Regions from separate parts of the Homo sapiens genome. Here regions 2 and 3 are each linked to region 1. The links are chromatin contacts, found by Hi-C or POLR2A ChIA-PET in ENCODE. All regions are on one chromosome and are shown on one strand. Each heading gives the region's core, a stretch centred on a gene start or an enhancer-like site at or near the end of the contact. The rest is flanking DNA. Distances are from core to core; before and after follow the strand shown.

Region 1 (3,297 bases), core at 798-3,297:
CCTGGGGCAGCGCAGGTGGTCAGCTCAGCCTTCCAGTGTCTCGTCACTAGCTCTGTGGGTGCCGACTGACTTCCGGCCCCTGGGTGGAACTCATCAGCTCCAATGGAGGTCTCATTCCCCACTAAAGAACCCCCCTACAGAGGCATCCAACTTCTCCGTGTGCCTTGAAGGTTGTTCTGCTGTCCCTGAAATACCTTCTTGTCCTTTCATATCCTGGGAGTCCCAGCTCAAATGTCTGCTCTCCCAGGAAGCGTTGGGGATCTGGAATCAGACTGTCTGGGTGCAAAAAGTTCCAACACTTCCTAGCGTTTTCGACCTCATCTATCAGTTTCTCAAAAAGTGAGTAAGGGTCAGGGCTTAGGTGGGTCTGGATCTGACTTATCTCTGGGTCTCAGAATTGCCCAGGACGGGGTCCAGCCATGGGAAGTCCCAGGAGACATAACGAAGGGAAAGCCGGGAGCAGTGACGAAGTGGGTGAGTAGGCTGTCAGGCCCTGTCCTCTGGCACCAGAGGAAATGCCATTTCCCTTCAAGCAACTCGAATCCACATCTTGCACCCTGGCAGGGATCTCCCAAGAAGCAAAGGGAGAGAGGGGTCAGCCGTCCCCACGACCGTGCGTCTTATGCTCCCTGCTCTTTTTCCTTGAATGGGCATCCTCTGCCCATTTCACAGAGAGGAGCAAAAGGAGAGGCAGAGTACCCAAGCCTAAACAGGGTCACACATGCCCCACGAGTAGGTCTGGGATTGTACGCAGGTCCCTCAAATGACTTACAACAGCACGGACCTAGAAAAAAAGCGAGTGGAGAAGGGCAAAGCGGGTGGAGCCTACCTTCTTGGAGAAGAGGATTTGGGTGGAATCTCCAGCCTCCTCTACAGGAGCCCAGTGCAGGAGGACGTCATTGTCCTAGGGTAAGGAGGGAGGCGGGGTTAGAGGCGCTCCCCAAACCACATTCCCAAAACTTTCCGTTGCAAATTTCCAAACTTTCCCAGTTTCTACCCTCAGCCTTTCAAAGTCCCGCCCCTCATTCCAGTTCCCACACCCAGCCTTCTTCAGGTCCCACTGCTGACCGCCAGACCAAACTCCTACAGCTGCCGCCTGCATCCCAGACCGCCTGCATCCCGCTCGGAGCGGGTCCGAGCCCTGCTCCCTCCCAGCGCACCTTTTCCACGACACGGATGACACCAGCGATGAGAGAGTCTCGGTCCTGATACTTCTTAGCGCTGGTGTGCAGGTACACTCCGCCCTTCTCAAACACCACCTGAGTTGGGGGGAACCAGCGAGGGCTGGGGCCCAAGCGAGGGGACCAGCCTGGGGAGCCAATAGGGACGGGCCCAGGGAGGAGCCACCCTCAGGGGGCGGGGCCGGGAGGGCCATTGCCCCGGGACCAAGGCGGGGAGAATGGTCCAGCCCGCGTTCGGATGCTGACGTGCGTTCCACAGGGGGCAGGGCTCAAGGAGTCGCCTGAGCCGGGGGGGCGGGGCCATGGGAGGTTCTTCCCTGGGGCGGTGGACGGGAGGGTGACGGCGCGTTTATAAGAGATCGGTGTTTGCCAAGGCCGTGCCGGATTCTCGAGAGCCAAGGCCTGAGAGAAGAGCTGATCACTAGACGGGGCGTTTCGCATACACTGAAGCGAGGGAATGCGTCCTCAGTGCTTACCCTGTAGCCGGCTCCTTCCATAGTCGCCGCCGAAGGCCCCACTGCCCCGCCTCCTCCTTTTCCTAGTCAGCGTGTTGTCACTTCCGGAGAAAACAGTTCCCCTCCGGGCCGGACAGTGGTAGCGGCCCGACCCGTTCTAGAGAAGGAGCGGGTGAAACCATTTTTCAGAAGGGGGTTATTCCACTGGAACCTCGAGGGTGGATCGGAGTCACGTGGCGCAGACGCTGAAGGTGGATCCGGCTACGGAGAGTGCGCAGGCGCAGTGTTCGCCCTCTCGCCACGAAGTAAACAAGTGGGAGGGTCTGAGAGCTGCACCACCTGGGGCAAGCACGCCTTGAAACGCCCACTTCCTTCTCCATATTGTATACTGGAATTGAAGCCAAGGAGGTACCATTTTGCTCGAGGGCATGGCCTAAGCCGGTCAGCTAAGGCCATGTTAATACGGGGCTGTCCCATCTCTCTGCGGGGCGCGACAGCTGGAAGAGCCGAACGGATAAGAGAAGAGGAGGTGAGAGGAGCTGTACACCACAAGAGGCACTGAGGGACTCAGGATAACGGGATGAAGCCGTCAGTGCCCCCAGAAACGAAGCGGCCCCGGACGAATTTCTGAGTCACCGTCGCGAGAAAGCGGGCTGAGCCGCCATTTTGAAGCCTGGCAAACCGAAGCAAGAAATGCTGCCGTGTTGGATCTTTGCCAGCCTTCGTGCCGAATGGGAGCAGGTTGGAGGGAGGGAGAGCCAATATACACTATGGGCTGATTAAGCCCGGTTGGCTGCCATGTTGTTAACGAGCACCGATTTCCTCTACTTTTGTCGAAGAAGTTTATTGTGGGTCAGGGACGTCAGGTCGCTTGCCTTCGTTTACTGTGGTCATGATTGAGCATATGAGGACGGCCATTATTGTTGGGGGCAAATGGAAATGCTCTAGGCGGGGCCATTTTTCTTAGGGGCAAGCTGTCGTCACCCTTGTCAACTGGTTCGGATGAAGCCCCTGTGGCCGCCATCTTGATCTCGGGCGGCCCCGATAAGGGAGGCGGAGTGTGCGGAGAGGAGGCGGGGCAACTGCGCGGACGTGACGCAAGGCGCCGCCATGTCTTTTGAGGGCGGTGACGGCGCCGGGCCGGCCATGCTGGCTACGGGCACGTGAGTGGAGGCGGCGTTGTTAACCGCGGTGTGGGGAGGATTTGGCCGTCCTGAGGCAGCGGGGCGCTGGGAGGGCGAGCGGCTCACGGGAGGGGTATGGCCTGCACAGATCAGAGGGCAGAGGTCTGCCAGCGATCCTTTGCTGAGCGCTGGAAGGGGGTCGCCCGTGGGAATCGTCCTGTCAGACCTGAGGCAAATCGTAGACAGTCTCACCTTGCGGTTCCAGAGCGCCTGGGATCTCTACCTGGGCCGTGGACCACGTCCACGGGGTCGGGGGATGGTTTGGGGGGCCTCGGGGCGCCCCTCACCCGTCCAAAGGCGGGACTTCCGGTCCTGGCCTCCGTCTGGGCGGGATTTCCTGTTTTCTTCCTAGACCAGTGGGTCCTCCCTGGACCCCGGGCGAGGTTGGGAGGTCTCGGGGCAGCTGAGCGTGGCCCCAGGCGCTCACCCCATGGCTACCGCGTTCATGCTCAGGTTCCTCACATCTTGGGGTGTGGG
Region 2 (3,297 bases), core at 488-2,987, 7.6 Mb after region 1:
GCTCTGCACCCTAGGGCTGCCAGGTACAGCCATCTCCCCAGATCCTGGCAGGGAGCAGGCAGGGGCATGTCTGGGGCAAGAGCTCATACCCAGCACTGCCACGGGGCCGTGCATGAGCACACGCACGCGCACAAACACACACACACGCACAGAAGCACGCACACGTCATCACACAGTGGGACACAGAGCTACACCCCAGGGTTTCTCTGTCCCACTGGATGGGAGCCTGCTCCTCCCCCCACAGCACCCAGCGTGATACCCGCAAGCCCAGCCCCCCTCTTCTTGCCTGCATGCATCCCCGCCCTGGCTGGGCTGGCTCTGGCAGGGTGGCTGAGTCGGCTAGCCCCCCGCAGGCCCCCAAATATGCCCTCCAACTCCAAGTGGGGATAGGTGGGATAAGGTCAAAGAAAGCAGGACAAGCCCAACAGGCCAACCTCACCCACTTCCTGAACAGTCATTACTGCCCGCCCCCTTTCGAGCTGCCCTGAGAAAAGAAAAGGGGAAAAAACTTTACTCTGAAGTGACTAAGAGAACCTGAGAGGCCAAAACAGAGGCCTCTAGGAGGGTTGGGGGACCCAGAACCATAAGCCAAACACAATGAGAGGCAACCCCGACTCAGTCTTCCAGCTACTGGGGGACCCTTGACCTCATGCTCTCTCACTAGGGGCCTGCTCCTCCTGTGGACCCTGGAGTCCCAGGCCTGCCCTTTCTTGGGCCAATCCTGGGGTCCTCACAGGCAGAGCCTGGAGGGCGTCCCGGGGCTGGCACCCAAATGCCCAGAAGTTGGGCAGCCATCACCACCTAATACCCGCTGACCCACTAGACTACCATGTTGGGGACTGAGATCTGGCTCCAGTTTTTTCCAAGCACAAACCTTTGCATACCCCACCCAGGGCCTACAACTATGCCGCCTGGACCCCTAGACCTTGCTGCCTGGCCCAGCCTCTCTTCGCCCCAGAGCTGCTTTCTTTCCCCTAGGGCCTACTCTCTTCCTGTCCACCCTGTCTGAATAACTCCCACCCAAGCCCCGGGGGCCCTCACCTTCCTCAGATCTGAGTAGTAACTCCCGGAGCCCAGGCCAGCCCAGGCCCTGGCTCTTTGGGGTCTCATACCCTCTGTTCCCATTAGCCCTCCTGGCACCAGCTTCTCTGACACTCTCTCTCTCATCCTGTCACTACCTCTATCTCTACCTCTCGGTTAAAATGCCCTAGGCCCCCTCCTGTCACCCCCTCCTTGTCACCCCCATTTATCTCTGTCACCTATTCCTCCCAGTCACTGTCCTGTCAGCCATCTCCGGACCTGTCACCTTCTCTCCCCATCACCTCTCCTTGTCACACTCTCCAACTCTGTCCCCTCCCTCTCCCTGTCACCCTGATCTAGTCCTGTCACCCCTCCATTCCTGTTACCCTTCTTTGCCCACCACCCCCTCCCCCAGTTACCCTTTTTCTGTCAAACCCCCACCACTTCCTCCACTCCCTCCTCCCTTCCCACCATTCCGCCCACCCCTTTCCCCCTGTACCCCCTCCCCGTCCCTGCCACCTGTCCCCTCTCGGCCCCCAGCCCCCCGGACCCCCCTTTCCTGTGTCAGCCCTGGCCCCGCCCCTCACCTTGGGCTCGGCGGGGTTTCGGGGCGGGGGGCCGTGGCCCCGGCTCGGTCCGGTCCGGTCCCTCCCCGCCCCCCCTCCGGCTCTCCCTCTCGATTCTCCCTTTTTTTTTTACTCCAACACACAAAATGGTGAATGGACCTGCAACAGCTGGAGCAGCCAGCCAATCAGCGATCACAACCCCACTGACCGGCGCCAGCCTAGACCAATAGATATCCGCAGACTGGTCGGCTCCGCCTCTCGACGACGAGCGACGCTCGCGGCGACCAATTGGGCCCATCGGGCAGCGCTAGGGGGCGGGGCCAAAGTCCAAGACCGGCCTCCCTCCGGGACCGACACCAACCTGAGCCTACGACTGCCTGATCTGCCTAGGGCCCTACCCTACAACAAGTGAAGGACACCAGTCGTGTCCAATTGCAGGCCGTCTTAGTTCCAAATGACAAATACAGTACCCAGTCGCCATGCAGCCTAGGCCGGAACCCAGCCTCTGTGAGGGACAGTAGCCAATGAAATGAAAGGAGGAGGGGCTAAGGGACGGGTTGTCCAATGAACGGAGGTAGAAGGCGTGGCCCGAACGTTTGTTGACCGGCTAGTCGCAGTTCCTGCTGGGAACCGTAGTCTTCTCACGTCTTCGGCCCATAGCCGACAGTACAAGGCAGACTACAACTCCCATGTGACAGAGTGCTTGGAGCACCAAAGAAACCCGGCGAGGAGAAAAAGTCGAAAAGGGCAGTTCGTCGTGAGTCTCACTGGACGCCAGGAGTATCTTAGACCCAGGGCCCCGACTCACCCGTATTCCTGGCTCTGGCGTCGCCGGTGGCTCCTCTCAGTGGCAGCGGTAGCGGCACGAGGGGGAGGTGCAAGGAGCAGCCAACCGCCACCCGCGAGCCCCGCAGCCAATCAGCAGCGGCCGGGGCGGTGCAATGACCTCACCGGTTCTACTCTCTTACCCCTCCCCCACGTGGTTGTTGCTGCCGGTAGACGGAGTAGGGAAGTTTGGATTGGGGGAGGGGAGGAGAACCAGTGATGTCACCTTTCCCCTTGTTGATTGGCTGCCGGGTGGCCGGGACTACGACCAATTGACGGTCTCGAAAAGTCTGGCGCGGCCCCGCGGAAAGCCCTGTTGCCACCGGGAGGGGAGAGAACGCGCGCTTGTGGGGTGTCGCGCGCTGCAGTATAGGCAACGCGCGCGGCCTGGGGCCCGGGGGACAGGTCACCTCCTCCAAGAGTTTGACATTTAGGACAGCGCAGTTTGACAGCCCACTAGGCATTGGGGCAGGGGGCCGAGATGACGAAATGCAGCGCTTCTTGGGGCTTCGCACTGCATTACGTGGAGAGCTACACTTTGTGGGTGTACGCCCCTGACAGAGGCAGATTTTTAAAGATCCCAGGGGTAGGAGGGTATCACACTGGAGTGGAGGAGGACAGGGAGATGCCCTGTTTGTAGTAGATGCCTGCTGCCCAGATACGGGTTTACAACCAGATGGTGAACCTGTCTGCAATGCATCTATGCCCTCCACTTTGTATTCGCCCTGGTCCGAGGCTAATGGGAAGCAATATGGGTACGCTGGCCGCAGGGAGGCTTTCTTTTGCCTGTGACAGGTTCAGATTCCACACTGGAATTCACACCACTTGTGAGGAAACTGCATCCAGTCTATTGCAAGTCATACTGTCCATGAAACACTCAAACTAC
Region 3 (3,297 bases), core at 407-2,906, 5.8 Mb before region 1:
AGAGGTGGAAATCATTTTGGCCTCACAAGGCTGTTAAAAGGATCCACTTAGTAAAACATGCTAAGAGTTTAGCGAAGAGCCTGGCACACGGTAAGCGCTCAGAGTTTAACTACATCTATCGTTACTATCATCCTTTTTAATCTTCTCAAAATCCGGTAACAAGAAAATAATAATCAGTCTACAAATGGAAAAAAATATATAAACGTATTAAAAGCAGTTACTAAACGACAAAGCAGGTATCTAAACTTCCTGATGTGCTCAACTCCAAAGCCTATGCTCTTGAGCAGTCCATCAACTAAGACAGAGTCAGACCCTCAGTAAACGTTATTGCTTCCCCAGGACACTGTTTCCTAATACAGCCCCTACCCAACTCTAGCCCGGGTTCAAAGGAAAATTCCTCAGCCCTCATTTCGTCCTCCGAACGAGCTAGGAACATGGGCAGCTGAAGCCTGAAAAGAAACAAGTCTCCAATCTTCCCTGGTCCTGTATTTCTTCACAAACTGAAACACGGAGGATTTTTAAAGCGTCTTAACAACTCTCCCACTTCTAATATTATTGGAATCCCTAAGATCAGGGCCCCAGGCTTTTTGTTCTAACCCATCACAATTTTCGATACCCTGAAGGGAACCTGCCTCCCACCTTCCCCGTAAGTGAAGAGTTTAGCGCAGTGGGCCAGATCCCTCTTCCTCCCTCAGAACCTGTTTTCTTATCTCTATATTGAGATCTGAGACTGAGTATTATCAGGTGCCCTGAGATTGGGATTGTAAATGATTTGAGGTTTGTCTCAAACACTCCATATCGCGATTCTCGGGACCGCCAAAAGCCCCGCATATGCAGGATGTGTGCGTGCGGACACTCAAAGAATGCAGATGCTTTTAGGCAACATGTGCCAAACACGTTAATATGAGGCGCCCCACTACCAACAGACGGGGCAGAAACCACCTGGCGGGAGAGATCAGAGCAAATCAGCAAAAAGGAAAAGGGGTACGCGAGGGGCCCGTGGCCTCCAAGCATCCGCCGAAACGGCTCTGCCCTCATCCACGTGAAGGAAGGAAAGGGGCCCCCCCACCAAGTTCTCACAACCGCCATTTTGGAAACAAAGGGGGCGTGGAGACGCTGCCGTGGGCCCGACCGGAAGCGGAAGTGCCAAGGCAGCGGGAGAAAAGAGATTACGGGGACTAACATAATCTCCTTTTCAGAGAAACCAAAAAGATTTTAAAAAACAAAAGTTCACGTCGAGGCATCTGGCGCGCTCGTGCCGCGTCCCCCGCGCCACCTCCGCCAGGACCACGTGGGGCGCAGGGACAGCCGCCGTGCGCATGCGTCACGGGCCCGCGCCCCGCCGCCCCCTTCCCCTCGCCTAGCGCGCGGCGGAACGCTGGGGACGTCACGTGAACGAGGCGCGCGCCACGGAACCAGGGTTGGGGGGCGCCGCGCGGCCGTGAAGTGGGGGGAAGCGAGGGAGAAAATGGCGGGGGGGCAAAGAGCGACGCGAGGAGCCGCCCACACCTCCGCCCCGCGACCCCGGTGCCCTCACCTTGTTTATTCTCGTTGAGCTGCCGCTCGAACTCGTCGAAGTCCGACATGCTGAGGCGGCCGCGTAGGGCCCTGTGCAGCTTTCGCCTCGCCTTGCCGCCCGCTCCAGCCGCTTCGGCTACTTCCGCCGCTGGCTTCGGCTACTTCCGGCCGCCGCCGGCGCTTCGCCACCTCCTACCTAATCAAGCCTCCGGCAGCCCTCCCCGCCCCGCCCGGGCTCCGCCCCCTCACCCGCCCGCCCGCCCGCGAGCTTGCCCCTCCCCCCGAGCCTGGCTCCGAAGCGCCTCGGCTATCTCCGGATACTGGACGAAGGCGAAGCAGGCGGCCGCTTCGGCTGCTTCCGAAAACACCCGAACGTAGGGTTTCGCCGACTTCCCAGGTTTCCGTAACTTTTCCGAGATTATCTCCTCAACGTTCGGAGGTTTCCGTGTGTCCTCGTGTGCCACTGCGCCCAGTCCCCTCTGCGAGTTCGGGTTCTTCCAACAATTCAATCCGTCCCAGTCTTTGGCTTCTTCCACGGACTTGCTCCGATCTTCTCCGCCGGCCCTGTCCAAGCAATCGGCCACTTCCGACAATCCTAACCGTCCCGGCCTTCGGCTCTTTCCGGAGATTTCCGGATCTCGCCCTCGGGCCCCTCCTGGGATTAAGCTCGAGTCCGTGTTTCGGCTCTTTCCGGAGATGCCACTTGCTCACGCCTCCGATCAGAGAACTTCGGCTCCTTCCGCCACCGCTTCGTGAAGGCCTCACTCTCCGGGGACAGCTTCGACTTTTTCCGTGGGTACCTCGGCTCCTTCCGGCTTCGGGAACGGAAAAGGGAAGGAGAACAGAGACGAGATGGATCAGGGGAAGGGATAGAGAAGGGGACGAGGTCCTAGTTCTCGGCACCTGGCTCTCCGGGTGGGGAAAGTGAAAGAAAAAAAGGGCCGGCCTCGCGGAGGGCCTGAGAAGGTTGTGCCAGACAAAAGCAGCAAGAGGGATGAAGGGTGCGCGCGACCGCTGCGGAGGTTGCCAGCGCGGCTTTTTGCGCCTGCGCAGGGTGGAAGCCGCGGGTGAGGGGAAACAGGCTTCTGCGCCTGCGTAAAAGTCGTTCTGTGGCGCGCTCTCCCACTGCTCCCGTGAAGGGGGTTGCGGGGACCAGGTTTCAGTCCCCATTGCGCGTGCGCGAGATTTCCCTTACAACGGTGAAAGTGCTTAATCCCCAGCCGTTAAATCCGGCCACCCTCTTGGTTGTCTCGGCAACCACATCAACGCGCTCCGGCTCTTCCCGCCGCGCAGGCGCGGCAGACGGATCATCTGGCATTACTTCCGGGAGACAGATGATCTGGCGTTACTGCCCCCTGGCGGCCCAACGGAAGTATCCTCCAGACTTGGCCTGGCCGCTAGGTGGCCTCCCTCGCTAGAGGTCATCGACTCACGCCTCTCGCGCCGCGCTCCGGTCTGGGTAGCCCAGCGGGTAGTGTCCACGCTTCTTTTTACTTTTTTTTTTTTTTTTTTGAGACGGAGTCTCTGTCGCCCAGGCTGGAGTGCAGTGGCGCGATCTCGGCTCACTGGAACCTTCGCCTGCCGGGTTCAAGCGATTCTCCTGCCTCAGCCTTCCAAGTAGCTGGGACTACAGGCGCCCGCCACCACACCTGGCTAATTTTTTGTATTTTTAGTAGAGACGGGGTTTCACCGTGTTAGCCAGGATGGTCTCGATCTCCTGAACTCGTGATCCGCCTGCCTCGGCCTCCCAAAGTGCTGGGATTACAGGCGTGAGCCACC

What was found. A loop is a pair of places that touch in the nucleus more often than their neighbours do. ChIA-PET counts read pairs that join two places held with the same protein, here RNA polymerase II (POLR2A). Pooled maps may share reads with other maps.
Region 2: a loop to region 1 is called in a pooled map, with 11 times the contacts of the local background. The contact joins the promoter of CIC here to the promoter of AKT1S1 in region 1. A Hi-C loop is called at or near these places in 4 of 50 pooled maps. POLR2A ChIA-PET finds 5 or more read pairs at or near these places in 2 of 52 experiments (MCF 10A and WTC11).
Region 3: a loop to region 1 is called in a map of gastrocnemius medialis, with 5 times the contacts of the local background. The contact joins the promoter of U2AF2 here to the promoter of AKT1S1 in region 1. A Hi-C loop is called at or near these places in 3 of 168 maps with a recorded cell type or tissue (ascending aorta, gastrocnemius medialis and naive thymus-derived CD4-positive, alpha-beta T cell) and 12 of 50 pooled maps.

Annotation. Positions count from the first base shown.
Region 1 is chr19:49,876,105-49,879,401 of GRCh38, reverse strand. AKT1S1 (AKT1 substrate 1) reads left to right here and starts at 2,047. Exons shown (of 5, transcript NM_001098633.4): 1 at 2,047-2,165. It overlaps TBC1D17 (TBC1 domain family member 17), which reads right to left and starts at 1,700. Exons shown (of 17, transcript NM_024682.3): 1 at 1,658-1,700; 2 at 1,161-1,259; 3 at 830-904. The coding sequence starts at 1,678. RefSeq lists a silencer at 1,214-1,503 and enhancers at 547-1,506, 1,724-2,063, 2,244-2,883, 2,467-3,297.
Region 2 is chr19:42,267,692-42,270,988 of GRCh38, reverse strand. It overlaps CIC (capicua transcriptional repressor), which reads right to left and starts at 1,737. Exons shown (of 21, transcript NM_001386298.1): 1 at 1,608-1,737. RefSeq lists enhancers at 29-78, 2,238-2,747.
Region 3 is chr19:55,653,394-55,656,690 of GRCh38, reverse strand. U2AF2 (U2 small nuclear RNA auxiliary factor 2) reads right to left here and starts at 1,656. Exons shown (of 12, transcript NM_007279.3): 1 at 1,538-1,656. The coding sequence starts at 1,586. RefSeq lists enhancers at 831-910, 1,861-2,530 and silencers at 1,271-1,410, 1,621-1,670, 1,761-1,810.